Regions from separate parts of the Homo sapiens genome. Here region 1 is linked to region 2. A link is a loop called in an ENCODE intact Hi-C map of the cell type or tissue named here. Cell type or tissue: endothelial cell of umbilical vein. All regions are shown on one strand. Links, peaks and the distances in the headings refer to the core of each region. The heading gives the core; the rest is flanking DNA. Region 1 holds the start of LOC105369469 (a long non-coding RNA gene). Region 2 has its middle 30 kb from the start of CARD18.

Evidence for each region. Peaks named below come from ENCODE experiments on the same cell type or tissue, not always from the same donor. Only the 100,000 strongest peaks of a DNase experiment are listed, where the experiment ranks them.
Region 1: it touches region 2 in a loop (1.9-fold over the local background); 1 of 110 quality-filtered maps calls a loop at or near these places.

Annotation. Positions count from the first base shown.
Region 1 is chr11:105,161,453-105,165,851 of GRCh38, forward strand. The region is part of intron 4 of LOC105369468 (a long non-coding RNA gene); the gene reads right to left. LOC105369469 (a long non-coding RNA gene) reads left to right here and starts at 1,689. Exons shown (of 5, transcript XR_007062872.1): 1 at 1,689-1,751. In endothelial cell of umbilical vein, for the core only: no CTCF peak of the experiment used is centred there; a DNase peak (open chromatin) is centred at 2,079.
Region 2 is chr11:105,107,723-105,112,121 of GRCh38, forward strand. No RefSeq gene overlaps it. Among named protein-coding and RNA genes, the nearest start is that of CARD18, 30 kb to the right of the region's middle. In endothelial cell of umbilical vein, for the core only: no CTCF peak of the experiment used is centred there; DNase peaks (open chromatin) are centred at 2,579 and 2,839; H3K27ac peaks cover 1,430 bases.

The DNA.
Region 1 (4,399 bases), core at 252-4,251, 54 kb after region 2:
TGGAGGATTGAAAGGAAAAGGCAGGTCAGCCTTTCTTTGCTCAGCTCCATCTTTAAAGTGACCAACAAAATACTTGTAATGTTTATTTTGTATCTGCACTATTGAGATTCCCAAGATGAGGCTTTCAAGGTATTTCTAAGGTTTGTAAAAGGGAAATATAGCAAATGCCGTGGTATGTGGATCACCTGAGGTCAGGAGTTCGAGACCAGCCTGACCAACAATGTGAAAACCCGTCTCTACTAAAAACACAAAAAATTAGCCAGGCATGGTGGCAGGTGCCTGTAGTCTCAGCTACTCGGGAGGCTGAGACAGGAGAATTGCTTGAACCTGGGAGGTGGAGCTTGTAGTGAGCCAAGATCATGCCACTGCACTCCAGCCTGGGAGACGAAGCAAGACTCCGTCTCAAAAAAAAAGAGAAGGAAAGAAAGAAAGAAAGAAGGAAAGGAAGAAAGAAAGAAAGAAAGAAAGAAAGAACGAAAGAAAGAAAGAAAGAAAGAAAGAAAGAAAGAAAGAAAGAAAGAAAGAAAGAAGAAAGAAAGAAGGAAGGAAGGAAGGAAGGAAAGAAGGAAAAAAAGAAAGAAAGAGAAAGAAAGAAAGAAAGGAAGGAAGGAAGGAAGAAAGAAAGAAAGAGAAAGAAAAGAGAGAGAAAGAAAGAAAAAGAAAGAAAGAAAGAAGCTCTTCAGTGTCAAGCAGGGGAAAGGAACCTAAGAGGTGTGTCACAGTAACAAGGAAAACACAGGATAGTGTATCCTATGGTCTTAGACACAGGAACTAGGGTGTAATAGTAAAAAAAATACTGGGTTAAAATGGGCTACTGAATGGTCTGTTACTTGACCAACAGAATATGGAAACAATATATTGGACTTCAAGATATAGTTAGTGACTATTGCATTCCACCTTTAAAAGAGTTAGTGAAACATAATTGTAGAGAATTGTAGGTTGCTGTCAAGAAACAAGTTTCTGACATACCTTAGTTGATAAAAATTTGGCTGACGAGGTGTCCTTTCCAAATGATAGTGTCAATTAGAGGCCAAACCCAGTCTATTGGGGTATCATTTTTATCTCCACCATTTTTCTGTCTACTCCTGATTTAGCTCTGTGACTCCTAACAGGCCATAGGTTATGTCATTGCCCATTGACTCAATAAAGAAAATTATTGCTGAAAGCATAAATTGCCATAAGTCATGCATATGATGAGAGGTGTCATCCATTTCTTTCTTATAATGGTTCGGAGTTCCCACAAGAATGACCCATTAGTAATTGAATTTCCCCTGTTTTCACTTCTTTTTTTTTCTGGAGGACTCCTGTTCCTTGTGCTCTAGTGCTGTCAGAACTGTGTAGCTGTGTTGATATAAATGTGTGCTACCCTCTTTTTGGTCTCCTTTGTCATCTGATTAGTCTTTAAAGATGCAGCACTCTCTTTCCACCTCATAAGGCCCTCAGTTCCTGAGAACTCATCTTGATCTCATTCAGGAGAAAAGTAAATCCCTCAAGATCTTCCTTATGATGCTTACAGTCCATGCTGCTCTTCCCATGTGAAGAACTGACGTCAGTCAAATTTGGCCCAATCAAGAAATCAAAGAATAACAAAAGAATTGCAATGCATTAATAAAGACCTAGATCCATCCAGACTTTAAGATCCTCTTCCAAAAGTCCAGTGGGATACCTGATTCATCATCCTGTCTTTCACCAGCCAAGGAATGCAGAGCGTCCTGGTCAAGAGGCAAAGCTGGTCAGACAAGCTTCCGCCAGTAAGTTCATTTCTTCTTCCATATTTCTGTCATTCTCTTCTTCTCCGCCTCTCTCCAACTCTCACCAACTTGTGATGAATAATTACTTTGAAAACAGGCATTATCTTTATCAAGACGTCCTCAAATATCAGTTCTTTTAGATCCTTCATGGCTCTGTCCACCAACTTTGGGACAAGTAAAGGAAGAATTAAAGAAAAACATACTGTTCCTTTCTTTTTGATCAGTGTGTTTATGTAAGAATACTCTTTTACTCCAGGCCTCCTGTGGAATAGGAAATTAAACAAATTCTTACCTACTTCCTAATTACATTCAGCATGCTTCCTGTCTTTCCCCAGTCTCAGTCTTATGTAGGATAAGATTGTCCTTTGGAAAGGACAAACCAGCTCTGCATACTTGCATACAAGATACTTTCTTAGCTGAAGATTTTCAGAACCATTTTCTCTGATAAGGGTGTAAGGTGGGTGAAGGAGATCACTCTCCAGATCCAATGAGAGAAGGGCAGGCCAGGGGTGGGAGTAGAAATACATAGATTCCAAGTCTCTGTCATTGTGAGCAATTAATTAACTTGACACATGGAAGAAGCCTGAGTTGGGAAATTTCAGAAGTAGGAAAATAATACTTGGCTTTAGTTTTCGTCCATACAAAAACCAGGTTTGATAAAAGATGATCAACCAGTACATCACGGTAAATATATGTGCTGAATTTAGCTCAGGAGATATGGAGCTAGAGATGTAGAGCCACGTAAGTGGCCAACCTGAAAAATCATTTTAGTCATTGTGTGAATAACACATAGAATTAAGGAAAGGGAGAAGTCTGAGAAATTGGACCTTGGAATTTTCTCTTTGCTTTGGTGGGTAAGATGTGTTAAAATTTAAGATTGATTAGAAAATGACATGAATGTCGCCCATGTTTTTTCAATGATCATAACTATCTTGCAGATACCTACACACAATTTTAACCAACTGAGAACATAAGGATTCATGCTGTGGATGTGGGAGCAGAAACGGTTTGAAAACTTGTTAATATTTTCTTGAGAAAAAATTTGTTAGCCTGCTTGATTGCGAATTCTGTGCTGCTGCTGTGGCTTTTTTGTATTACAAATGTGATTCTTTATTTATCTCAGTGTAACATAAATTGAGATGTTGATGGGTTTTTCCAAGAAAATAAATGAGTCATAATAAACCTTTTCTTGTATAAGGATGAATGTGAAGTACATAGTCATTATTTGAACAGGATGTTCCTTTAAAAAGCAATTGAGATTGTACAACGCAAGGCTGTTTGGATGGCAACTTAGCGTGTCTGGCAAAAGGAGTTTGTTCCTTCTGTTTCTCAACAATACTTTCAGAGGTCACAAAATTAAATCCTTTGGATGACATACACCCCATCCTTGTTTCTCTATTTAGATTTAGTGACTGGACTCTCAATGTTTTATCCCTGTCTGAATTTCTTGGCAGACTGTGCTTTAACCTTTTATGTGTGGTTTGTTAAATTTAAAATTTTAGAAAGTGACATACTAAATAATAAAAAGATAGATTCAGGGTAGAAGACTTTTATATAAAAATGTATAAACAGATATAAAATGCTTTTTAAATTTCAATACAGTATGTGTGTCTGTACATATTGATTCCTAATTATGGTGATTATGGTAAATTATTACTAGCAATAATTTTTTTGGTTTTGACATGGTCTCACTCTATCACCAAGGCTGCAGTGCAGTGGCACAATCATAGCTCACTGCAGCCTCAAACTCTTGAGCTCAAGTGATCCTCCTGACTCAGGTAGGACTACAGGTGTGAGCCACCATACTGGGCTTTAGAAAGAATTCTAGTGAAAGAAAAGATGCCATGGTTAAGTGTTTTTTTTTTTTTTTTTTTTTAGATAGAGTTTTGCTCTTGTCACTCAGGCTAGAGTGCAATGGCACAGTCTTAGCTCACTGCAACCTCCACCTCTCAGGTTCAAGCGATTCTCTTGCCTCAGCCTCCCAAGTAGCTGGGCTTATAGGTGCCCCTCACTATGCTCGGTTAATTTTTGTATTTTTAGTAGAGACAAGGTTTCACCATGTTGGCCAAGCTGGTCTCGAACTCCTGACCTCAGGTGATTCGCCCGCCTCGGCCTCCCAGAGTGTTGGGATTATAGGTGTAAGCCATCATGTCTGGCCTTAAGTATTTTTTATTACCTCAAATCAATATAATTTCACCATGGAAAATTTGAAAACTATGGAAAAATTTTAAATAGAAGAGAAATGCCACCTACATTTCCACTATATATATACATATATATATACACACACATATATATATACACATATATATACACATATATATACACATATATATACACATATATACATATATATACACATATATACATATATATACACATATATATATAAGTCCATATTGTCATTTTTGTACTTTTAATTTCTCTGCACAGAGCACATAATAAAACTGAATTATTTTTTAAATATACGGACTATTACACTATATACTTCTTAGTGGTAAATACATTTGGGCAGCAGTTCCAAAACTAGAAACTTACCAAAATAGGCTCACGGCATCCTTTCTACACTTACTATTCTTCGTCTATGGTTGAGTAAGTGAAAACATCTAGGAACAGAGCAGTCAGGAAACAATGATATGCTATAATTA
Region 2 (4,399 bases), core at 302-4,301:
AAGCAGTGGACAAGGTGAACCCATTGGATGGCAACAAATCCTTAATAGCAAACCAGGTAAGTTTGATTTCATTAACAGACGTTAAGTACACAGTGGGTTTCAAGCAGAAAGAAGCCATGTTCATTCCCCTATCCATTCAGGAATATATATATTTTTTGAGATGGAGTTTCGCTCTTGTTATCCAGGCTGGAGCGCAATGGTGCCATCTCGGCTCACTGCAACCTCCACCTCCCAGGTTCAAGGAATTCTCCTGGCTCAGCCTCTCGAGTAGCTGGGATTACAGGCATGCGCCACCATGCCTGGCTAATTTTTTTGTATTTTTAGTAGAGACAGGGTTTTACCATGTTGGCCAGGCTAGTCTCGAATGACTGACCTCAGGTGATCTGCCCACCATGCCCTCCCAAACTGCTGTGATTACAGGCATGAGCCATTGCGCCTGGCCCCTTTCAGGAATATTTAATGATCATTAATTCTTAACTTATTCTCCTAGTGTTGGGGGTACCATTTTGGAAACATGTTCGTACACTTTAAAGCTTGCAATCAAGTGGATAGATATGCAAATAAGTAAAATGAAACATAAGAATGTAAATAATGAGATGCTTAAGAAAACCATAAGTAAACAATGTCTCAGGTGGAAGATAGCTCTCCAGAGAAGAGAGGGCTTGGCACTGAATCTGGAAGGACTAGTAGGAATTTATCCCTTGGACAACTGGGGGTTGGTCTCCTGGCAGAGAGCAGTGTGGGAAGAAGCACAAAGGCTTGAGAGCGTCTCATGTAACCACAAAACTGGGAGAGCTGGGCTTTAGAAGGAATAGAAATGTGAAGCCAAGACTGAAGTGGGAGTGATCAGACTCAGGGCAAGTATTTGAAGATGTTTGCAGAAAGGTAGATTAATGGCAGAGTTTGAGAAGCATGCCAACCTGAAATCACTCCTCTCAACAGACTTTTGACCTAAAGCATATTTTGAAGGCATTCTCTAAGTTTCCCCTTCAATTATAATATGGCAATAATAGCACAACTGTATTGATTGGTTTTAAATATTAAATCAGAGAGAGTGCATGAAATAGCTATCATACGGTAAGTATTTTTCAAAGAAACCGTTATTATAGATTATTTTTTATTATTATAATAATCACTGAATGAAAGCTGCAGTGTTAATAAAAATGGAAGGAATCAATTAGAGGAAAAAAACTCATCAGGACCACAGTTTTGGTTCCACGTAAGGTGATGTAATGCTTAAACACATTATAGGATACAATTCCTCAGGAGTTTAAGGTAACAATAGCTGTCTACACTTGTTTGTCTATAATTATCAGACCATGACTTGTTTTTGACTAGTGGCTTTCAATTTCTCCTATCTATTATCTAATGATCCCTTGATTCTGAGCTTAAGTTAAATGTTATGAGGTGAGATATAAAACCCGGATACAATTGATCTATAGGGAGAATCAAAGGAATAAAGAAACTCAACAACAAGAAAATATGACTGAAGTAAATACAGTAATTTTTTATGAAGCTGAAATCATGCTTTACAGGAATTAATGGAAAAAATGAATACACATGTTTCAGAAGGTAGAGAAACTTGTCTGAAAGTTCAGATTTTTTTTAAGAAAGGCAATAAGGTGCCACTGTATGTCCATGAGCAAAGTTAATTACATTAATAGATCACTAGCAGGTAAGCAGAGAGAGTTAACTAACTGATCAACCTTCCTAATGACACTAATATGCAGACAAACCTATGCCAGGCCAGTTTCATAAGAATTATCTGCAGATCTTCAAATGGCAATAAATGCCTGCAGGATATTTAAGATTGAGCTATTCAGGGTGAGGAAGGGGGTAGTCATCAGACATTTTTATATGACTACAGATTACTGTGATATTTTATAAGGTTTAGAATCCACTGATCTGGTTCAATTTCTCCCTTTTCCTATGAGGAGAATGAAGCCAAAGAAGCGTTATGACCTGCTGGAATACTAGCTGCCTAAGTAACTCATGACTATCTCTTAGGCTTTTTCAGCTTCGTTATATAAGACAGGAGACCCAAAAGTTGTGTGCAGAATGGATCGGAGAGTTAAGTCCTGGAGAGAGGGAGACCACTTAAAAACAACAACAGCAACAACCACACAAATGTGATAGTTACCTATGAAATATTGCATTAAAGTAGTCAGTACCTCGACCAGAGAAAGGGGTAAAAATGGAATCACTTTAAACAAACCAAGGATATAATTCACAATAAGAGATGGCAAAGAGGTTAACAATTCAGAGGCTCTCAGGTCTGATTCTGGGAGGAATGTTTATGATCCGGGCAATTAACTTGGAATCAAGAGAAAGATTTCAGAGTGCATTTTGCAACTTCCAGGCTTGTCTCACACAAATAACTTCCTCTACCTTTCTTTACCCTTCCTTTGATTAACAGAAGCTGAAAGAAAGGAACTAACTTCTTTCTGGGTCGAAGACATCTGGAAAACATAGGATCTCCTTCAGTGTCTTTAGCACCAGATCCTGTGATTCAAACTACACACAACCAATAAGAAAAAGAATTCAACATGCGTGCTACCGGTTCACCTCCTTTCTTGTGTTTATTACACATCAATAAATCAAGTGTTTACTGAGATCCTACTCTCAAGTTCCTAGTCAGAAAAGGAATCACCTGCCGTAGGTAACAGCCTGTGTTCTTTCCTACAGCATTGAAAAGAGCCTCAGACTAAAAAATGAAAGGAAATTGTGTATTTCTTTATTGTAAAGGGCAGAAACGTGCAATTACAGATTGTGAAACTGCTGCTTAGAATTCCAGGCTCATTGTAAGGAAGTGCCTTGTCGTCAGCAAGTTGGCATCCAAGTACTGGAACTTAGTTTCTTCCTGTGGGAGGAAAAAAAAAAAAAGAAAAAGACAAAACATTGTCCTGTGGGTTGACACCTCAGCCTGTTTCTTTTCCTTGTTTCCTGTGGCCCCTCTACTTCTTCTATCCATCTGTCTCTTCTCTTCCTGATCTCTCAGTTTTTCTTTCTCTGATCACAAAGAACCACAATGACTGAAGGAGTTTAATCTCACAAGTCTTCTTTCATTTCCTCATAAGAATTAACCAAATAGTTCATATTTCCTGCTTAAACTGTCTTACTGTATCATCACGATGTTTTCCCCTCTCTATCTCCCTTTTATTGGAGATAGTGCTGCAAGAACCCTGCGGTCTAATCCCTGGCATGCTTTCCTTTTACTACCTAAGATGGCCATAACATTTCATTTTTACTGAGGGTGAAATTTCACCTTTGCTTTTTAATATCCCCTGAATGAAAGCTGATTGTAGAAGGAGTCTCAGGCTGTAGTAGAATTAATGTGTGATTATACAAAAGAAATATGCACAGAAGAACAGTAAGTAAAAGGAGAAAGAAAAAGCCATGATGGCTGAGTAGAAACAGCTCCAGTCTGCAGCTCCCACAGAGAAAAACACACAGGGCGAGTGATGTTTGCATTTCAAACTGAGGGACCCAAATCCTATCACTGGGACTATCTAGGCAGTTGGTGCAACACACAGAAAGCAAGGAAAAGCAGGGTGGGACGGCAGTTCACCCAGGAGCTACACCGGACAAAGGGACCTCCTTCCCTCAGGCAAGGGAGGCAGTGAGGGACTGTGCTACCCACCCGGGGTACTATTTTTTCCAGGATTTTTGCAGTCCAGGGCTCAGGAGATCCCCTCGTGAGCATATACCATCAGGGCCTTGGGTCTCAAGCACAAAACTGGGCAGACCCACGGCTGCTTTTCTGGTCGGAGGCTGTTTGGGCAGGCACTGAGCTGCAGGAGTTTTTACATAGTCCAGCAGCTCTCGGAACTCTAGTGAGGCAGGAGTCCATCCACTCCCATGGAAAGGGGGCTGAAGCCAGCCAGGGAGCAAAATGGCCTTGTTCAGTAGGTCCACTCTAACAGAAGCCTGCAAGCTTAGATCCACTGGATTAGTACCCCCCACAGGCCAGCATAGCAGCCTGGTGTAGGCCTAAGATGACCGACTTCCCCAGGGGAGGGGCGACTGCCATTACTGCAGCTCTAGTCAGCGGTTTTCCCCTACGAGTGCTAGGGAGGCTGGGCAGATTGGACTGGGCAGCAGTCTTCACAGTGCATCACAGCCGCTGGAACAGATCATGGCCAGAGTGCTCCTTTAGGTGGGACTGGGATCCATCCCTCCCCACTGGGCAAGTCATCCTTGCAGGAATTCCACCAACACCAGCCAGGAGTTTACAGACAGAGCTCTCATTTCCCTAGGACAGAGCACCTGTGGGGAGGGGCGGCTGTGGTCTCAGGTTCAACCAACTTAATCTTTCCTACGTGCTGGATCTGAAGAGTCCCAGCAATCCAGACAAGGGGGCTTCCCCAGCACAGTGAACCAGCTCTGCTAACGGATAGCC